Linked DNA regions of Homo sapiens: regions 2 and 3 are each linked to region 1. Evidence: read pairs that join two places in POLR2A ChIA-PET (ENCODE). Cell type or tissue: MCF 10A. All regions are shown on one strand. Links, peaks and the distances in the headings refer to the core of each region. The heading gives the core; the rest is flanking DNA.

Region 1 (8,012 bases), core at 1,784-6,783:
CTGCCTCAGCCTCCCAAGTAGCTGGGGATTACAGGCACCTGCCACCACACCTGGCTACTTTTTTTTGTATTTTTAGTAGAGATGGGATTTCACCGTGTTGGCCAGGCTGGTCTCAAGTTCCTGACCTCAGGTGATCCACCCACCTCAGCCTCCCAAAGTGCAGGGATTACAGGCGTGAGCCACTGTGCCCGGCCTACTGATGTCTATTACTTAAAATCAACCTATAGTCAGACAAAAAGAATCTATTTGTAGAATAAATGTAAATACATTCTACATCTTAGCAACATTATATAATAGGCAGAAGAACATGAAGGACAAGCATAGAGAAAGATGGAAACACGTGGTAGAAAATCAACAGATACTATCTAAGGTAGCTGGATCACCAAAAAGAAGTTAAGTATGTTGTTTCAATTAGATCACCAGTATGTGATCTAAAAATAACAATGTAACTAACAAAAATGAGAGAATGAGAGAGAGTGAGGTGAGAGAAAGCATCATAATACGCAAAACTCATTTTTCACAGTAAAGAAACACAAGATACTGTCTAAAGTCGATGAATCAAGAAATACAGACATAAATATGCATGTTAGTATCATGGAGCTAACCACCATTATATCATTTGAAAACTGCATGACATGGTGGAACAGCACTGAGCCAGGGGCCAGAAAATCTAAATCCTAATCAAGCCCTAAGTTTTTCCTTTACCAGCTTGTGAGTTTACCCAAGTTCTTTCTTCATAGTCTTAATATCCACCTCTGTAAATGAGCTTGGACTAGACCAGCAGTTCAAAAAGTGTGTTCCCCAGACCAGCAGCATCAGCATCTCTTGGGAACTTGTTTGAAATGCAAATTATTTGGCCCTACCCCTAGACTTACTGAATCAGAAATCTTAGGTTGGGACCAGCAATTTGTGTCTTAAAAAGTCCTCCAAGTGATTCTGTTGTGTCCTAATGCATGAGAACCACTAATCTAGACCACTGGCCAACAAACTACCATCCATCTGCCAAATCCACCCCACTCTCATCTTTGTAAATAAAGTTTAATTGGAACACAGCCAATTTAAGTATTGTCTATGGTTGCTTTTGAGCTACAACAGTAGGGTTCAGTAGTTGAGGTAGAGGCACTATGGCTCAAAAAGCCTAAAATAGGCCTGGTGCAGTGGTTCACACCTGTAATCCCAGCACTTTGGGAGGCCGAGGCGGGCAAATCACTCGAGGTCAGGAGTTCGAGACCAGCCTGGCCAACATGGTGAAACTCCATCTCTACTAAAAATACAAAAATTAGCCAGGCGTGGTGGCAGGTGGCTGTAATCCCAGCTACTCAGGAGGCTGAGGCAGGAGAACTGCTTGAACCCAAGAGGCAGAGGTTGCAGTGAGCCGAGATTGTGCCACTGCACTCCAGCCTGGGCGACAGAGCAAACAAACAAAACAAAACAAAAGCCTAAAATATTTTTCCTCTCTGGTTCTTTACAGAAAAAGTTGGCCGACCTCTGACCTGGACTACTCTGATTGATAATACTGAATGTACATCATTACTAAATTTGATGCCATGTTTATCATCTCCGTGAGGATGATAATCTTTATGAACCCATGAAATTCATAAAGATTATTCAATCAGAAAGGTATTTGTGCAAATGCTTAGAATCCTTTAAGAAGTGTGTGGACTAATTCTGGCAGTGGTACTAGAATCCTTCCCCATATTCTTGACACAATAGAATAGTAAATAATAGTAAAAAGTCACTTAATAAATAGTGTAAGCTGAAAATAAAATTCTAAGTCCCCCAACTGACCGAATGGACCATCTCTTAGCCAAGGGAACTTCAGAATAACCTTGAAAACCGAGTTCTAGGCCATGATGGAATGAGCAGTCTTACACGCCTCGTTATCCCCCTCCCTTGCTAACCACAATTAGGCTTTCTTCCCTAAGGCTTTCACAGAAACCAGCCCTTTCAAAAGACTCTACCACTGATATTAACCAACCACCCAACACTGCTTCTCCTTTTTTGCCTGATAAGAGGCCACTGATCACAGAGTGGTTCTGGCCAGTCTATGGAGAATGTGCAGTAAGGGTTTTCATGTCTTCTGCTTCCCTTTTTGACATCAGAGGGCCAAATATTCCACCCTCAGATCATGCTAATGCTGCCATTTTTTTGTACATGAGACCCATGAAGGGGCAAGAAGCTCAATTGTGTGTGTGCACGTTTCTCCTTGTATAAATATTCAGACTCTTCCTATAGCTTACTGAAGTATATTTGGCCACCCTGCTCAACATAAATTCCTGTTCCCTCTAGACCCTCTCTTGAAGAGTCCATTTCCAGCTTCTGGCAGGAGGCTATGCTTCCCAGCCTGTCAGAATGGTCACCCTGCAGGTTGGAACTCTTTATGAGAAATAAAGCTCTCCTTTCCAAATTTATGAACCTCCTCATTCTTTAGTTGACAATAGTAAATAAATAGTAAAAAGTCAAGCCCTCTCTGGCTCATAGTCTTGGAAAACTTTCTTGATTGCATAATAAATGTTGAAGGGCGTGGCAAACAGTTGTCTACTCTACATCCAAAGTTTGATTTTAAAAAGGCAACATTCACAAATTTTATAGCTAATCGCTCACCCACTAACTTCTCCAACTTCATCTCAATTCTTCACTGTAACAACCCATATCACATAATAAATAGGAGAGGAGGCTGCTTGTTATGGTATGTGGCTATCATCTTTATAATTGATCATGAGAGTGGCAGGAGGCAGCCAAATGCCCAGGCAGATATGGGCAGGTCCCCGGTGAAACCCCCTCTCCAAGCCGAAGATAGTTTAAAGCCTGAAAGCCAAGCTACAAGTTAAATCCTCAGACCGGATTGAGAACTTGTCTTCCCATTTGTCGAGCTTTCCTGTGATGGATCCCCACCCCTCATGTATTTTACATATACCTACCCTTTCCTAATTGTTCTTCTACACTGTCGTGTGGAACCAGCAGATGCGGATGCAAGCTATAACACAGGTGAGCTGGGCCTCAGTAGTGTGGCCGAGCAATGCCCGGGTGGGGCATCGGGCAAGGCCCAGGGTCTCTGGCTTGCCAAGTGACCAAGAAGAAAAATCATGCATCAAGAATTCCACTAAGACCAAATTCCAGATGTTTACAATCATTAGCACTCATAAATTCAAGCAAAAGTTGTGTTTTGAATTTCTGAAGCAATCTAAATTGAAATGTCGAAAGATGGAACGTGGGTTTCTATCTGAACAAAACAGAATAGATGACGCAAAGGCAGAACAGTGAGGAGGTATTCTAAAACAATCACCCAGGCAAATGAACAAAGAAAAGCCATCATACACATATGAGGTCATTCCACTGGGAAGAAGTAACATCAGACCCCTAGTTTTTAAATAGAGAAGGACAAGAGCCTGGCATATTAACTTTGTTTCCTGCCCTTTACTACAATTTACTTAAATTCTCGTGACATGTAAGACTTACTTGCCAGTGCCACCATTTACTCTTAATAAAACCAAGGAGTGCCTTCTGATTTCAGGCCTCAGTTGGGTGCCCAAAATCTAGCCTCTCTGGTATCCTCCCTGAGGGCTCTGAAGCAAATCTACCCTCCTTGGGCAACACAGCTGCCCACATGACTGTACACTCTGGATTGACAAGTACACTCTGTACTCGTGACTGTACACTCTGGATGTACATCCTGATGAGTCAGATGAATGAATTCATCTCCCTGACCCTTTGAGTCACAGTTCCACAGCCAGTCCAGCGAAAACCACACCTCACCCCAGCTACTCCATCAAAGCAGCACTTTTGCTCGTTAATGTTGTTTAGACACTTGAAAAACAGTATTTTCCATTGCCTTCTGTGAACCCAAAAGTATCTGAGACAGGTCTCAATCAGTTTAGAAAGTTTATTTTGCCATGGGTAAGGTCGCACCTGTGACACAGCCTCAGGAGGTCTTGACAACAAGTGCCCAAGGTGCTGGAGGCACAGCTTGCTCTTATACATTTTAAGGAGACGTGAGACATCAATCTATACACGTAAGATGTCCATTAGTCATTCAGGAAAGGCAGGACAACTCCACGGGTGAGGGGGGTTTCCAGTTCATAGGTAGATAAGAGACAAAAGGTTGCAGTCTTTTGAGTCTCTGAGAAGCCTTTTTTTTTTTTTTTTTTTTGAGACGGAGTCTCACTGTGTCACCCAGGCTGTAGTGCAGTGGGGTGATCTCAGCTCACTGCAACCTCCGCCTCCTGGGTCCAAGCAATTCCCCTGTCTCAGCCTCCCAAGTAGCTGGGATTACAGGCTTATGCCACCAGGCCCAGATAATTTTTCTTTTTTTTTTTTTTTTAAGTAGAGATGGGGTTTCACCATGTTGGCCAGGCTGTTCTTGAACTCCTGACCTCAAGTGATTCACCCTCCTCAGCCTCCCAAAGTGCTGAGATTACAGGTGTAAGCCACCGCACCCGGCCTCTGATTAGCCTTTTACACAATACACAATTTACATGTGAGAAGAGGGTAGAGGAATAGTCACTTATGCCTCAGTTTGGCTTAGTGAAACAGGAGGGCAGAGGAAGCAATCAGATAGGCGTTTGTTTCACAGGGGCAGAGGGATAACTCTGAGTACTGTCCGTCTTTTTTCCACGAGGAATTCCTTGTGGGCAAATTGTGAGGGAGGTATATAGTATTTTTTATCTTTAGGGAGGTATATCGTTTTTTTTTTTTTATCTTTGTAGCTATCTTCTTTAGGAATAAAATGGGAGGCAGGTTTGTCTGATGCACTTCCCAGCTTCACTACCCTTTGGCTTAATGATTTGGGGGTCCTGAGATTTATTTTCCCTTCACACTTCATAATAGTAAGAGGCCCAGATTGCACTCACTTCTCTGACGAGGCTGGTTTCTAAAGCTGAGTAGTTATTATAATCCCACTGAGTCTTTCAATACAAAGGAGTAAGTCTCATCACAATTCACAGGCCAAATAATAACACTATTCTTCTCCTATTCCTTCCTAGAGTACTAATATCAGACCCCATTTTAGGCCACTTATCATAAAAAGAGGACACAACGAACACCAAAGACTATTCATCACACTGTATGTGAGGAAAATGAATGTAGAAAAATTACTCTAACTTAAATAGGTCCCTCAACAGATTCCGTATAGAAAAGTCCTTTAGAAATAGAAACAATCCCAGCCTGGCCAACATGGTGAAACCCCGTCTCTACTAAAAATACAAAAATTAACCGGGCATGGTGTCACGTGCCTGTAGTCTCAGCTACTCAGGAGGCTGAGGCAGGAGAATCACTTGAACCTGGGAGGCGGAGGTTGCAGTGAGCCGAGATTGCGCCACTGCACTCCAGCCTGGGCAACAGAATGAGACTCGGTCTCAAAAAAGAAAGAAAGAAAGAAAGAAATAGAAACAATAACAAAATTAACCATTGATATGAAATACTGCTCTTGTACCATCTAATAAAAGTACTTTCTCCAATCCGTTTCTAATAATGAACCCAGAACTGGAAGTTAAAATAAGGAAACTAAGTAGAGAAACACAGTGATAAATATCCATGCTTAGTTATACAAATGTTGATTTGTAGGACCAACAACTATGATTGAAACGCAGTTAAACTGTCCCATTCTTCAAGGACATTTTGTTAGGGAGGCAGGAGCCTAGGAGACTGAGGGTGACCCAAGTTCAGCTCCATCTCTGTGGCTCAGAATATTTTACTAATGTCTTTTCAGACCATCTGGCTCTACTCTGTAGCCACAGGTGACATGTTTTAAATGACGATATCTTACATTCTGAGAAAGTGACCACTAGGATTTATTGTGCTATTGTTATAAGCTGGACTGTGAAAACCACTAGTAGTACAATTTATATAGCAGACGGCACCTGATGGGCTAAAACTGGCCCTCAGCTGTTTTTGGAAACAGAATAGAGATGTGGTAATGATTTCTGTGTATTTTTGAATATTTATTTATTTTAATACCATAAGATTCATGTGGGAAGGTTTGTAATTCAATAGTTCCTTATGTACAGTACTATACATAATTCACAAAGAAATTCCAGGGTCAAGGAAGCTCAAGAAATTGAATCTTTTTATATATTGATTTTAAGGAAAGAAATACAGAACTGTGATAGCAAAAGTAAAGGACGTGGGAACAGCCCTCCCTCCAACTTTCAATTTCTGCACATTCACTGCCACCTCACTTTATCCAAAAGCTAAGTCGGATTCCAGGTTTTCTTCTTCACACCCCTCAAATGTCTGTTCTGTCTCACCATAGCTTCTCCCTATCCGCTCCTAGCACAGACACTCTCATCCCTGGCTGCACATGGGGATCACCGGTGAGATTTAGACACCGCTGAAAATCCAGGTTTCACCCCGAGAAATCCTGATGTAATTCATCTGAATTATAGTCTGGACATTGGGAATTAAAATCTCCCTAGGCAATCCTAAAATGCAGTTGAGGTCGAGAACCATTGTCTTAGCATGGCTTTGATTAGAAAAAGTTTTAAAATAAATCACGATGAGACCATCAAACCCAAAATGAGGCCTGAATTCCACACAGAATACTCCACACACCAGACTTAGAGTAATACGAGATAATTGTAAGGCTCCTAAAACCAAGCGTCTTCCGTAGCTTCTCCCTCTTCCTCCTTCCCGACCTCCACCAGTCCCCAGTGCCTGTCTTCTTGTCCATCCCTTCCTATCCAGTTCTCATGCCATCATCCCTCTTCGTTTTGCACCTGTCTCAGTGTAGAATCCCCTAATTGGTCTCCCTGCCTCCCTTTCCTGCTCTCTCCAATCCATCCTACACACCACCACCAGATCAATCTGCTCCTCACTCTGCTCCTCAAACCCTCTTGCAGGAAAATGGCCTCTTCCTGCTCACTGTGCCTCAACTCCTTAACTTGGGGGTAAAGGCCTTGCCCAATCTGTTTCCAACTTTTTCCAGCCCTCGTTTCTCAATACTGTCTGAAAAGCAGCCTCACTCTGTTCTGGTGAACTGGGATGCTCTGTAATTCCCCAAATATGCTCTGTTGAAAACTTCAGACCCTGCGTTAGATAGAAATAGAAGCCAGGTCAGCTGGGCGCAGTGGCTCACGCCTGTAATCCCAGCACTTCGGGAGGCTGAGGCGGGCGGATCACAAGGTCAAGAGATTGAGACCATCCTGGCCAACATGGTGAAACTCCGTCTCTCCTAAAAATACAAAAATTAGCTGGGCGTGGTGGTGCGTGTCTGTAATCCCAGCTACTCGGGAGGTTGAGGTAGGAGAATCACTTCAACCCGAGAGGCGGAGGTTGCAGTGAGCTGAGATTGCCCTGCCGCACTCCAGTCTGGGCGACAAGCACGAAACTCCGTCTCAAAAAAAAAAAAAAAGAAAGAAAGAAAGAAAGAAAAAATAGAAGCCATGTCATTTGCCCCAGACCACCTAGCTAGTGAGCAATAGGATCTGGATTTCAATCCAGGTTTGGGCTGTGTTCAAAGCTCTTCAACACTATCCTTTTCTCTCTCTGGAATGCTCCCTTCTGTATCTATCTGTAGCAACTGTACCATCCCCTCAAGGACATTTTGTTAGGGAGGCAGGAGCCTAGGAGAGTGAAAGTGACACAATTTTAAGTTCAGCTCCATCTTGAGAGTAACAAGGCACATTCCTTGCCAACCAGGACCCATGGTCATAAGATGTTTATGGTTGAGAAAACAGCCTAAGGATACTACAACAACAGAAAGTCCAGATGTCCCAATACCATAACAATATATGTTTTCAAAAAATTATAGTTATGCTTTGATGTTCTCACACACTAAAATGTCAAGGATAGTTTTCTTTAAATCAATAGAATAATAAGTTTTGTCACACTGTCTGCCCATCCGCACATAGGCACAGCTTAGTTTAATCTTTATATAGACAAGATCCCTATATAAGAAAAACTTAAAGTCAATGCGTTCCTCCTTTTGCTTTCTGAGGGCACCCTACTCTGTAACAGTAGTTTCTAATAAGCTTGCTTCTTTCACTGCATTTTGTGACTCTCCTTGACTTCTTTCC
Region 2 (6,766 bases), core at 1,629-6,628, 110 kb before region 1:
ACACTAAGGGTTAGTCTTGTTTTATGATACTTTATTATATACACTAAGGGTTAGTCTTGTTTTATGATACTTTAGGTTGGTATACATACATATACTAAGAATGCAGACATGTCCATGGAAGTTGGCAATATTCAGCCCCCAGCAGGCCCCAGTCAGCAGGACAGGGATTAGGGGAGTCAGGTGAGGCAGGGCTGTATAAGTGCAGGGTTGGAGCCTGTCTTGGTTTACCGTTTTGACATTTTGTTCACTGTGGATTTTTTTCAGTAACTTTGATTTTTTAAAAATATTGCATCAAAATATTATACTGACTACGGAGTTTTTGGTACCCCCTTAAATTGTGCACCTAAAATAAGTGGCTCCCTTGTCTCCCCCTAGTCCCGGCCCGATCAGTATGTTTTATAGAGGGAATGGTGAGTGTTGGGGAACTAGGGAGCCCATGAGGAGGCGGCCCAGAAGGGGAGGAGGAGCTGATGGTGTGTCTGATGTCTCCTCCTTTCTCTAGGAAGCAGACAGGAGGTGAAGTCTTCAGGGTGGGGGGGACAGAGCCTGGGAGGGGGAGATTTAGCATGGCCGCTGAAGAGACTGGGAAAGGGAGAAGGTTCGGGACAAGTTCAGGAACAGTCACGTAGCACTGAAAACTGCTCAAAGCTAGATAGTGCCATTTGTGGTGACGCTGCCTGCCTGGTAAGTCCCATTTCCCCAGCAGCCCTGGAGGTGTCATAGGAACAGGAAGATGGGAGGGCGCTGGGGTCTGGGGTTGTTGGGGTGGGAGGGCAAAGGTGTCCAATGATTCTGCATCTGAAACGGGGGAGGTGTGTGAGGAAGAAAGGTCAGGAGACTGCTGGGCAGGGTGGGGTGGCAGAAGGTTCTCGATGAATATTTAGAAGTTGCAGCTGAGGAGTGAGTGTACTATAGAGTGAGTATCCTGGAATTTGAGGTCTCAGAAGAAATGCAGTTCTCAGTGAAGCCATGTAAACAACTTCCTGGCTGATAAGGTGTCTTGAGTGTTGGGAGATCACATGATCAAAATGGTATACACACCATAAGGTGTCCTTAGACTTGAGTGTGGTGTAAGTCTACTGAATAAAATGCAGAAATACAGTTCACTGTTGCTTTTCTTCCTGGAAATTGCCCTCCCCAACCTCAAACCAGCCCCCAAGTGGGGCAGGGTCCATCTTTAGACCCTCCTGTAGCACCCAGCACAACCCTAACTATATGGTCAATGTCTCTCTTCCCCACTTAGAGCTCCAAGACCAGGGCCTTGTTTGTCCTGCTTACCCACTCTACCCATTTGTTAACCCCATCTTAATTTTCTGATGAATGAGCCCTTTTTTCATTGACTCCTCCTTTCTCTCCTTCTCCGGAGTTTATTTTTCCTCCAGGCCCATTGCTGTCTCTCCACCTAGAGAGCTTATCCACATTCATGAAATTAGTCATCTTCATGCTCAGAGTACCCACCTGGATCTCTCCAGTCCTGTCTAACTCGTCTTAGATTATTACCCCCTGGACATCTGTACCTTCTTGTCTCTCCATCGCCTCGAACTCAATGCGAGTCTAAAATCAAATACTCCTTCACTCCTAACTCAGGAAACCAGTTTTCCCTCCCTTGTTGGTAATGCTTGAAATTAGCTCTTACTTCTCTTCTTCCTCCTTTACTCGCCATCCCAGGTCATTCATCAGGTCCTGCTAGGTCTTTGATTTTCTTGAAAGGGCCTTCTTTATGCCTTCCTTCCGTCCCCATTTCCACCACCCTCGACTAGGCCTTCCTCACCTCATCCGGCATCAGTGTGAGCCCTTGAGAAACCAGCGTCCTGATCTTCAGGCATTCTGCATTTCACCCCATACCACCATTAGCCAGTTTAATCCCTCTTGCTCAAACTTAATAAATACTGAGCAAGGGAGTTACTATAACAAACAAAACCAGAAATTTCTATGACTTCCTGCTGCTTTCTGTACCCCCCTAAGACTCCTCTACCTGATTTTCAAGGTTCTCCATAAGCAGGTTCCCACCTCTCTGCTTTCAAATCTTCTATCTGCCATACACAGTTCTTGTCTAAAACAAAGATTGTTCCTACTCCTGCAGCCACCTAAATCCTAGTCGTCCTCAGGCCCTCCTAAAATCCTGACTAATCCAACCCCCACCGATTTCTCTACTAGTCCCAGAGACTTCCCTCTTGTGCCTGGGGTTGGTGTCATGCAGACACACTGTACCTTACCAGGATTTGCCCATTGTTGTCTGTGGGAACTATGCTTTCATGTGGGAACTACGAGTCTTGTCACAAATAGAGTGTAAATGCTTTGAGATTGGAGACTGTAAAATACTTCTTCATGATCTCCCACTGTGTCTGGTATAAGAACCCGCAGAGTAAATACTCATATACTTGTAGGATTAATTGAAACAACTGGAGACTGAGGTTGTTTAACTTGTACTTAGAAGTGTGGACCTCCCCATCTTGATTAAAACTTCAAAACGGATAGCAGGTTTCACATATTATCTCAGCATCACAAAAGTAGACTCAACAAAGAAATGAGTTGACAGCAGGGGTAAGGTTTACAACAATCAGGGATTATTGCAGGGAAACTTGTAGCCTTTGGGTGTTCTAACTAGTTTTTTCCCAAAAAGTTTAAAGAGCTCTCTTGTGAAAGAATATTCTTATGAGTAACTGAGGGGCACGGCTCCTAGACTGAAAAGTATTTGGGATCTGTCACCTCTTTTCTGATGTTCCTACTTCTATTCTTTATTCTTCTGACTACCTCTATTAGAAAAGATAATACTAAGAATACCTGTCCCTTCTTCTCAGTCCAAATAGAAGCAAACCCAGGTTGTATCTGAGATATCTGCATATTTTCTTCTAAGCAATTCTTTGTCCTCTTCTCTCCCATGCTTTTTCTATTTCCTATTTTCAGCAGGCTCTGAAGTCATTTATAATTTTTACTGCCCCTCGGTGACATTACATGGATATTCATCCCTGATTTGCAGATTAAAGCACCGAATCAGAGTGAGGTGAGGGTTGCCCAAGGTTACACAATAAATCTGGCCCCAAACAGGGGTAACCCTTGAGTTTCTAGTCTGTTGATTGGCCACTGACCCGTGCTGCAGGCACACAAAGGAAGCTGCACCCACAGCAGTCTGTTGTGGATGGTTGCTGAGCTGCGCATTCGGCATTGGGCTTGCTTTGTTTCCTGCCAGGCCCAGCATTTTCTTCTACCAGATCGGCAGGCTTGTGGGCTTCTTCCTAGGTCCCTCCCCTGCACTCTGAATAGGAAAGCTGGAAGCTGTGCTTTAGAGAAGCTTTAAGACGCCGAAAGAAACCAGAAGAGTGAGCGCCAGTTGTATGTGCGTGGTCTCCATCCGCAAAGCCGGAGCTGGGCGCAACAGTGTTGACTTGTAATTGATCAATTTAGATCGGGCGCAGGCCGGGGGAGGGCAGTGCTTTTGATTTAGGCTGGGAAAGGCCTCCTAGTGACTATGTTCAATTTGGAGGAATTCAGATGTTCTTTTGTTATACAAGTGAAGCTGTGTAATACAAATGAGGAGTTTTACTTTTCCTAAATCTTCCCCTTATCATTCAAGTATTGAGGAGTTTTACCTTTCCTAAATCTTCCCCTTATCATTCCAGTATTATCAGTGAGATCTGGTTGTGATTTATGTAAATGGTGGCTAAAAAATTCAAACTACTGAGGGGGAGAATTCTCATTTTACAGCTTCACATGCTGTGCTGAACTAAATAAGTAGCGTGGGATGTTGGCTTTGTGACAGGTCTTTTGTCATTTTTCAGAAAGCATTTTGACTTGTTGATGTCAATTTGGAACAGCTGAAAAAATACAGGAAAATAAGATAAATACGTACATGTTGAGGGTGGGGACAAAATGAAGGTTCTGAACCAGCTGCCGGCTTACAGTAGCCATATAAGCAACAGCAGCAATGCACCAACCTGGTGAGTAATAGGCCTGATTCACTGGAGAGATACTAGCACCTTTAATGAGTCAGATAGATGCACAATGGGTGTGGGAGCAGTTGGACTTGTGGGCACAAAGTCTAGCAAGAAGCTCAGACTTGCAAACAACTGTAGGACGTGCAAAGCAAGCTGGCATTGGAGCTTGCCGGGCACAGCTGCTCAGGAATAGGCAGCTGGTTTTCCCTTTGATCCCTGAGATTCCAAAGGTTACTTTCCTCTTTGTTCCCTTCCCAGGGTCAATTAGAGTAGAAACTGCAGATGCTTTTCAGTTGAGAATTTTCCTAGAATTCTCAAAAATGTGTATGCTGGCTTAAAATCTGCCATCAAGAATTCTGTTACCTTGCTTTAAGCCTCCAGTTCCTTCCAGATGTATGGTGGAGGAGGCCAGAGGGCCCTTGTTTTGGGGCTTCAGAGGATGGTTGTTATCTGGATGAGCACTGTGGAAAGACTGAGAGAGCAACTGAGAGAAAGTGGGCCCCTGAATGAAAGTGATTTCGCAAATTTTAGGCAGATGCCACCATCAGAAACTGATATTTTCTGACGTCTTTCTCACCTTCCTCTAGAGCATTCAGTCCAGAAATGACCAGCCTGTCCAAAGGGGGAAATTACTGATATTGATCTGTTCCTTAGAGCAGTGTTTCAGTCTTTTTTTTTTTTTTGAGATGGAATCTCATTCTGTCACCCAGGCTGGAGTGCAGTGGCACGATCTCGGCTCATTGCAACCTCCACCTTCCTGATTCAAGTGATTCTCCTGCCTCAGCCTCCCAAGAAGCTGGAATTACAGGTGTGCACCACCACACCCGGCTAATTTTTGAATTTTTTATAGAGATGGGGTTTCACCATGTTGCCAGGCTGGTCTCAAACTCCTGACCTCAAGTGATCCTCCTGCCTCGGCCTCCCAAAGCGCTAGGATTACAGGCGTGAGCCACCATGGCCGGCCTTCAGCCTTTGTGATATTAAAGCACAGCAACACATTTCCCATTACACCCCTGAACACACACACACAGAAAACCCAAAAGTTTCACAAAATGATTCTTGCTCTTACTACTCTCAGTACACTCTGTATTTAAAAAAAAAAATGCTGGTTGTGGCTTCCTAAGTGGTGCGTGCAGTTTTCAAATCAATGCCCTTGGCGATAAAGTGTGCCCTATACTGATTATCTCTGGACAAAGTCTGAATGGGGCTTGGCTCTAATCTCTAGTCCTCATTGGACATTTTACATACCTGGCCTTTGCCTCCACCCTGATGTGGAGTGATCATGGGGGTGGGAAATATAGCTGGATCCGAAAGCTCTGAAGTGGGGATGGAGGTGTCACAGCTGAGGCTAGGCCCATTCTGCAGGGCACTCAGTGTGTACAGTTGGTTTTCTATCAGGGGTCAACCGGCGGGGGGACTTGAGAACAGATCTCTGGGCACAAAGCAGGGCCTTTGCCCTGGGGCTTGCTATGTGGCTCAGCCTACACGGCTCTCTCCCCGTCAGTCCTGTCCAAAGCCCAGGAAACTAATGTACCACCCCCGAGGAAGAGAGCCTACCTTTCCATCCAAGGAAGTGTTTTACCTGTGGTAAGCACGGGGGACAGAATTCTTGAGGAAGGAGGGTGCTGCGTCCCAGTGGTGGAGGAAAAGAGAGGACCTGGTGTAAGCAGCCATGGCATGGACCTCATCCGAGGTGGCACCTGGCTAGGGTCCTGACCTCCAATCCTTCCCCAGTAACCATCACTTTGAGTAAACAGTGGCTCCACCCCCGGCATGGTTCTTTGCACCAACATTTGGGGAATGCCTACCAGGGGTCACACACTGAGCTGGATGCTGAGTGTAGGGTGTCCACAACATCGTGCCTAAAAAGTCTCTGTATGGGGTATAAGAAGGTGCTGGGGCAATACAGATGAGATGAGAAGCATCTTTCAGGGAATGGGTTGATCCCAATTCAGGCTTCCCAGAGAAGGATGTCTGTAGACTTCATATTAGCAAGGGAGGAAGGTAGCCAGGCCACAGGACTGCTGGTGTAAAGACCAGGGCATATGAAATGGCAAGTGTGACTGTGCTTTCAGCCAATAATTTGGTATTGTCAAATGATGGGACCAAACAGCTGGAGAGGCAGATCCTAAAGGGTCCTGTGGGCCAGGCTGGACTTCATCTTGTCACTAACTAATGGAGAGGCTCTGAAGGAGTTAAAAGAGCTCAGTTTGTCTCGTGGTTAAATCCAAGTTTTACAAAGGTCACGCTGACTGTAAAGTGGAAGGTGGGCTGGCCAGGGGATCATCTAGTCTGGGTGAGAAGTGATGATAACATGAAGGGGTGAAGAGAGATTTAGAAGAAGTGATTCACAGGATTAAACATTTAAATAATGGAAGTGGAGAAAATGGGGGGGGCGGTTCCAGATTTCAGGCATAGATGAAAGAAGTGCAGTTAGGCACATGTAAAGAGAAACAGGAACAGCAGGTTTTAGGGGAGAAGATAACAGAATGGGTGAGAAATGACACTTGAGTACCCTAGTGTGCTAGGTAATCATCTGTCTACTTCCCTTCATTTGTCATGTATATTCCCATTTAATTTGCATAAAGACTTCGAGTTAAACGGTCTTACCCCAATTTGTCAAATTTCTGCGCATGATATGGTACAAGAAACCGTAAGTGGCTAAGGCGGCATTGGTGTTCAAATTGCCTGACTACAAAGGCAGTGCTTGTTGGCTACATTCTGTTGCTTCCCAGTTTAGAACATGTTACATTGAGGCGCCTGCTGCATTTCCAAATAAAAAAGTACAGAAAGAAGGTGGCTGTATAAATCTGGGGCTCACAAAGTAATTT
Region 3 (6,766 bases), core at 1,629-6,628, 85 kb before region 1:
GTCTTTTTAATCCCTAAGATCTTAAATTTCCCAGCTACTATTGTTAGTAATGAGTTCAATTTACTTACTGGTTAAATTGGCTTTTATTATTATTATTATTTATTTTATTTTATTTTATTTTATTTGAGACAGAGTCTTGTGCTGTCGCCCAGGCTGTGGTACAGTGGTGCAATCTCAGCTCACTGCAAGCTCTGCCTCCCTGGTTCATGCCATTCTCCTGCCTCAGCCTCCCGAGTAGCTGGGACTACAGGCACCCGCCACCACGCCCAGCTAATTTTTTGTATTTTTAGTAGAGACGGGGTTTCACCATGTTAGCCAGGATGGTCTCGATCTCCTGACCTCATCGTCTGGACTAATACTCTAAACGCTATTGGCAATAGTTTGTTTACAGGAAAAACATCTTCTTATAAAGCTGACTGCAAATGTTTTAATAAATTTGCAAATATGTAATTCTGTTTAAAATATCAGGAAGTGAGAAACATGTTATGTGATAACTCTTTCCCATTCCCGAACCAAGAAAATGTAAAGGCAGTAAGTGTGCCAAGGACACTGAAAGGAAGCTGCCCGTACATCTTTGAATCTTCTCAGGCTGTTTGGTTTCATCTGATTTTAAGCTCCATGGATAAATTTCATTGTAACAATTTTTATGTCTGTAAATCTTAACCCATAAATAAAATCACAAATCAGAAAAGTACTTTATTAGGCCAGTCTTTGTCCAAGCAAATTTGGTCCCAAAGCTAGTTTACAAATAATTGCCACACAGCTACAAGGCCAGTGGGTTGACTATCGTAGCATCAATGGTGTGGGCAGGGCTGCAGCCTCTGGGGCAGCATTAGCCCCAACTGACAGAGGGTATAGGTGCTCTTAACAATCTATGAGACCCCCCACAACCTGGACTCAGCTGTCATAAGCCTTTACTTCTTATGTTCTTCCTAAGTACTTTATCGGGCCAACAAATTCATCCCATGAGGAATCCAAGATGGAAACGTCAAAACTATCTTTGGTATCATGCTTCCTCCCCCTACCTTCTCTGCCTTGATCCCCTCCTTCATTCTACACATTTTCTCTGATAGTCGTGTTCTAGCCACTAGGGAGAACGTTTCAGTCAATGGGTATGATTTCTGCTCACCTCTTTTTGCCATAGCTATTAGTAAGCTCTCACCACTGATGTCTCAGCTGACTGTGACAACTGCCAGCGGCTGGTCAGCCTGCCTGCCTTCATCTAACCTGCTCTTTACTGTCTACCAGAGTCAGCTTCGTAATACACAGGTGCCCTCCTCCTCCTGTCAACATTCCTCAACCAAAGCCTCAGTAAACTGTCTCTCATCTACCTTCCCAGCATTCTTGAGCCATTCCCAGGATAGCCTAGGCCCTTTAGACCTCTGAGATGTTATACCCTTCCTCATTCTGGAATGCCCTTCAGTGTCTTACCCACCTTTCAGAGTTCTATTTATTCTTTTTTTTTTTTTAGATGGAGTCTCACTCTGTCACCCAGGCTGGAGAGCAGTGGCACCATCTTGGCTCACTGCACCCTCTGCCTCCCAGGTTCAAGTGATTCTCCTGCCTCAGCCTCCTGAGTAGCTGGGATTACAGGTGCCCGCCACCATGCCCAGCTAATTTTTGTATTTTTAGTAGAGACGAGGTTTCACCATGTTGGTCAGTCTGGTCTTGAACTCCTGAACTCAGGTGATCCACCCACCTCAGCCTCCCAAAGTGCTGGGATTACAGGTGTGAGCCACCACGACCAGCCTTATTTATTCTTTAGAGTTGAATTCAAATGCCACCTCCTTTGAAAGCCATCCTTGATGTCCTTGTGAGGAATTACTTTCTCTACCACATTATATATTCCTTTTACTGTAGAAACGTCATTCTGCTTTATATTATAAATTATTAGAAATATGTTGTTTCCCCCATGAAAGTTTCAAGTTTCCTGAGTTTAGGCCTGATGATACAATCATTTTCATATGACTCACAGCAATTGCCTTAGTATATATTAAATTGAGCTGAATAAGCCATGTACCCAGTTGAACACACCAAATATTTTAGTGATGTCATTTCTTTATTGGTGAAAGAGCAAGGCCAACGTTGATCTTAATGTTATTCTCTCTTTTATCTTATTCAGCTCCCTCAACAAAAATACATTCTCATAGATTAATGTAATCACCACCTCACTCCTCTCAACTTTAGACCCTATACTAGCCTGAGAAATCCAGATCCAACTTAATGAGTTCTCCTTTATCCCAAGTCCTCATGACCTATAAATGTAACCTCTAGGACAATGTTACAAAGAGTGAGATCTTTATACCACCTGCATTCTTGTCACCAAACGTGTAAGTTAAAAATTCAGATTCTGAGTGTGGTGACTCACGCCTGTAATCCCAGCACTTTGGGAGGCTGAGCCAGGTGGGTCACCTGAGGTCAGGAGTTCGAGACCAGCCTGGGCAACATGGTGAAACCCTGTCTCTACTAGAAATACAAAAATTAGCCAGGCATGGTGACAGGCACCTGTAATCCCAGCTACTCTAGAGGCTAAGGCAGGAGAATCACTTGAACCTGGGAGGCGGAAGTTGCAGTGAGCTGAGATCACTCCATGGCACTCCAGCTTGGGCAACAAAGTGAGACTCTGTCTCCAAAAAAAAAAAAAAATTTAGATTCCAGGACCCGACCCTACACCTCCCTAATTAGAATCTCAGAGAGTGGGGCCCTGGGAATCTGCATAATTCATAACCTTCTCAGAGCTCTGGTACACAAGAAACCATGAGAATCTTTGTTCTGGAAACTTCAGAGAACTTGGCTGAGGGCCACCCCAGGATTTGGTGGCGTCCCTGAATCTCCCATTAGCTCTGACACTGACTAGACTTCAAATATCACAGAAGGCAAGCATTGAAGTGTGTTTATATTCAAATAGTTTTCTTGTTGAGAATCAGAAATATTAATAAAACTTTTGGGAGTCAAAGTAATGAGAAGACAAGGAACTGAACTTGCCCCCTGATCTGTTATCATTTGGCAGTAAGGTACATATTCAACAATAGGATAATTCTGTATAAGACCTGAATCTGACCTTCTTTCATCTTTCACACTGACAATTCTGTCTCTAAACACAGGATTAAATGAGGAACTAAAATTCACCAAGATCCTGCTAGGTGTCAGGTACAGTGCTAGCTGCTTCCACACATTTCTCATTTAATCAGCCACCTGTGAAATTGCTATGATTTATCACCATTTGGCAGAAAAGGACATTTAGGGCACAAGAGATTAAATAAGCTGCTGGTTGGGTACATTAAGTATTAATAAATAATCAGATAGATAAGTTAGGTAGTTAAGTAAGCTGCCAGATTAGTAAACAGCTAGTTTCAAATCCCAGCTCCAACATTTACTAGTTGTATGACCCTTGGGGAAACTCAACCTCTGAGTCTCATGGCACTGCTGATAAAACGGAAAACATCATCCTCACAAGGTTCTGAGGACTAGGGATGGACTCAGGTACACACAGCACCCAGTACAATGTCTGGCCTTCAGCCAGTGATAGCAACCCTTCACTCACCTCTCCATTCCCTTCCAGCCCCTGCATTCAAAAACTTTTATTTATTTATTTTTTTAATTTAGGAGGCTCTTTGCTCAGAATCCTGAAAAGGCTTTTGTTACTTTATTTTTTCTTTTTTTTCATCTTCTGGGAGCACAGAATAGGCTTCTGCTCCTTTAAATAACTTTAACAGGCACCAAAGGAACACTGCTAGCTCTTTCTTAATTCTGTAGGTCCACATTTAGGAAAAAGAAATTGTCAGCCTCTGACTTATTTCCAGCTTACAAAAAGGCTGTGATGTTGGCAGCCCGGGGAAAGCAGTTCCCGTGAGTCATGCTTTCACCTTTCAGCCAGTGAAGAACAGGAAATAGTCACATCACTATTGCCAACAAGCACAGCGAATCGCTTCCACCACCGGGCTTTCCCAGATGACGTCAGTGAGCCAAGTGCAGGGCATCACCCTTGCCAGATGGCCCCGGAAGAGTCTCAGCTGCCCTGTCAAGTTTAGCTTCTCAAGCTCCCCAGAACCAGCATGGCAAGGATCACCCCTCCAGAAAAGGAAATGATTTCTCTGATCATGATCAAACCATGTCATAATTTTAGCTGTAGGTGGTGAGTATCAGTGACTGTATTATAGATGGTTTTGGTTCACAGCTATTTTTTTTCTCGGTATATTTACTCTCAAGGGCAAAGGGGTGGCATTTATCACAATGCTATGATTCACTCTACTAGACTGGCTGGGTTTCATTTCATCTTTGAGTTCTAGACCTAAGGCCAAAAGGATGTCAGAATCGCCACCCAGAGCTAGATGCATGCTCAATGCAACCTGGCCATCTCTCTCGGACAGTGGCCACTAAACACAAGCTGCAATGATTATTGTTGATGTTAGTCAATTGATTTGTCCCCCTTTTAATAATCCATGATCCACACAGACATGAATCTAAACCTTTTTTTTGAACCTATCTTTTTCTTACTAGTTTTCTTACATATTTTGGAATAACAATTTCCCTGGTTATAATACACAATGTGTGAAACACTAATTGCATTTATTGGTCCTAAATTCATTCCCAAGTCTAGGATTTGGGGATTTAGTGCACAAATCCACTTTCTTCCTGCTCATGTTGTTCATGACTTTATGGATTCTGCTTACATTTCCTCCCAAAGCCTTGGTCTTTCTAAGCAGAAATCTGACCAGCCTCTGTTCCTACTCTGCTTCCTCCACCACCTTGACTGTTAACATACACTGTTGTGGGAGAAGCTTTTCATTAAATACGCAAACAAATCAACAATAAGGAAGAAAACAACTGAAGCACAGAAGGATGATTGTAACATGGACTTGTGCTTGTTTAACAGTACCCATACTGTTTGGTGAGTTGCCTAAATACAGAGGGAGATGGCAACTTAACAGGATGGGTTTGGAGTCTGAATTAAATAAACAACATGGCAAAAGAAGGAAGAAACCAAAAGTTGGGTGACTAGGGCTTCTTGGATTCTACTCAACACTTTCCACACCTACAGGCCTCTGATTCTATCCCCACCGCTGCTCCTACACTGTCTATGTTTCTCTTTTACAACAACAACAAAAAAATAGCACTTGTTTACTGTTCACAATTATTGAAATAAATCACTCTAATTTGGATTCCTTTATATGAGAACTTCCATATGCTTAAAACTCCCGTAGCATTTTTATAGTGTACAGGTCATAAACATGTTGTCTGAAGATGGGCAAAGTAGGTCGTAGAGATAGGAAGTGAGTTCACATCACGGCGTGAGTCAAGGCAGCAGCATATGAGCTCAGGGGCCAAATCTGAGCTGTGATCATGTGACACAGTCCTCACCTTCAGAGATGACATTCTCCCAGAAGTCCAGGGTGCAGAAATGGATAGGCTGATGTTCACTTTTGAAGAGGACCACAATGAAACCCTTTTAATATTACTCAATGATTCCACAGACCTCCTGGGTGTTAAATCAGGTGAATCTATTTTTAAAAATTGCTATTTACTTTTTTAGGTGGCTGATCAGGACAGTATGAAATTTCATACAGTTTCCTAACTTGAGAAAACATGGTGATGCAATTCCTCCAACCAGGAGGGATTTATGGACAGCGGTGGCTACGTCCTAATCTGCCCAGAATACAGGATGACTAAACAAATTGGCAAACGGACGCAGCTTTCTCTCTCTCTAAGAAAAGTCTGCTGAGAACCCTCGTTCCCACTCTGTTTCTGCCTCCAAGAAGAAAAGCCTAAAACTCACTTTCTTCCGGACTCTTTCAAGGTCAGTGGAGTTCCTCTGGGGTTCATATTCAGATACTTTGGGGATTGATGATGGATCATAAATGTTGCTGAAGTTCATTTGAGCCCATGGCCTCTGGTTTCAGAACCATTCAGCCAGTCAAATATTTAAATTTTAGTGAGGCAGGGGAAAGGGAACCCCTTCGGGGGCTGCTATACAGCAACTTATATTCACAATTCACAATTAAATACACTTCAGTTTCTAAATATATGTTACTTTAAAATTATACAGTGCTTAGCAATTTTCAAATTTTCATTTTGTGCTCAAAATATTTTCAGGAGGTAGCTGTTGTTATACCCATTTGTACAAGCAAGAAACTGAGGTTTCAAGAGGTTATGTTGCTTAAACCCAGATCTGCCTGATTCCAAACCTTATGCTTTTTTTAAACTTCTATTTTGAAATAATTATATTAAGTCACATGAGGTTGCAAAGAAATGGAAAGTCTCATGTCCCCTTTCTCCAAACCTCATCCAATGTTAACATCTAAGAAATTGACACTGGCACAATCCACAGAGCCTATTCAGGGTTCACCAGTTATTCACGCACTTGTGTGTGTGCATGTGTGTGTGCAGCTCTGTGCAATTTTGTCATGCTCTTTTTTTTTTTTTTTTTTGAGACATAGTTTCGCTCTGTTGCCCAGGCTGGAGTACAGTGGCACAGTCTCTGCTCACTGTAACCTCCAACTTCCAGTTTCAAGCAATTTTCCTGCCTCAGCCTCCTGAGTAGCTGGGATTACAGGCATCTGCCACCACGCCCATCTAATTTTTGTATTTTTAGTAGAGACAAGGTTTCACCATGCTAGCCAGACTGGTCTCAAACTCCTGACCTCGTGATCTTCCCACCTCGGCCTCCCAAAGTGCTGGGATTACAGGCGTGAACCACCGCGCCCGGCCTGTCATGCTCTTTTTATACATGAACCATACACTGTTCTGCCAATTTTAAATATGAAGG

The links. Peaks named below come from ENCODE experiments on the same cell type or tissue, not always from the same donor. Only the 100,000 strongest peaks of a DNase experiment are listed, where the experiment ranks them.
Region 2: POLR2A ChIA-PET joins it to region 1 with 17 read pairs; 6 of 35 experiments call an interaction of 5 or more read pairs at or near these places.
Region 3: POLR2A ChIA-PET joins it to region 1 with 95 read pairs; 6 of 35 experiments call an interaction of 5 or more read pairs at or near these places.

The regions. Positions count from the first base shown.
Region 1 is chr3:183,367,336-183,375,347 of GRCh38, forward strand. All of the region lies in intron 3 of MCF2L2 (MCF.2 cell line derived transforming sequence-like 2), which reads right to left. Among named protein-coding and RNA genes, the nearest start is that of MCF2L2, 57 kb to the right of the region's middle. In MCF 10A, for the core only: no CTCF peak of the experiment used is centred there; DNase peaks (open chromatin) are centred at 2,496, 3,316, 3,666, 4,046 and 1 weaker place.
Region 2 is chr3:183,262,187-183,268,952 of GRCh38, forward strand. The region is part of intron 15 of MCF2L2 (MCF.2 cell line derived transforming sequence-like 2); the gene reads right to left. All of the region lies in intron 1 of B3GNT5 (UDP-GlcNAc:betaGal beta-1,3-N-acetylglucosaminyltransferase 5), which reads left to right. Among named protein-coding and RNA genes, the nearest start is that of B3GNT5, 12 kb to the left of the region's middle. RefSeq lists enhancers at 916-1,620, 3,543-4,742. In MCF 10A, for the core only: no CTCF peak of the experiment used is centred there; a DNase peak (open chromatin) is centred at 3,975.
Region 3 is chr3:183,282,072-183,288,837 of GRCh38, forward strand. The region is part of intron 14 of MCF2L2 (MCF.2 cell line derived transforming sequence-like 2); the gene reads right to left. LOC107986160 (a long non-coding RNA gene) reads left to right here and starts at 3,985. Exons shown (of 3, transcript XR_001741040.3): 1 at 3,985-4,135; 2 at 5,534-5,797. RefSeq lists enhancers at 3,254-4,453, 3,941-4,150, 4,161-4,220. In MCF 10A, for the core only: no CTCF peak of the experiment used is centred there; DNase peaks (open chromatin) are centred at 3,920, 5,340 and 5,650.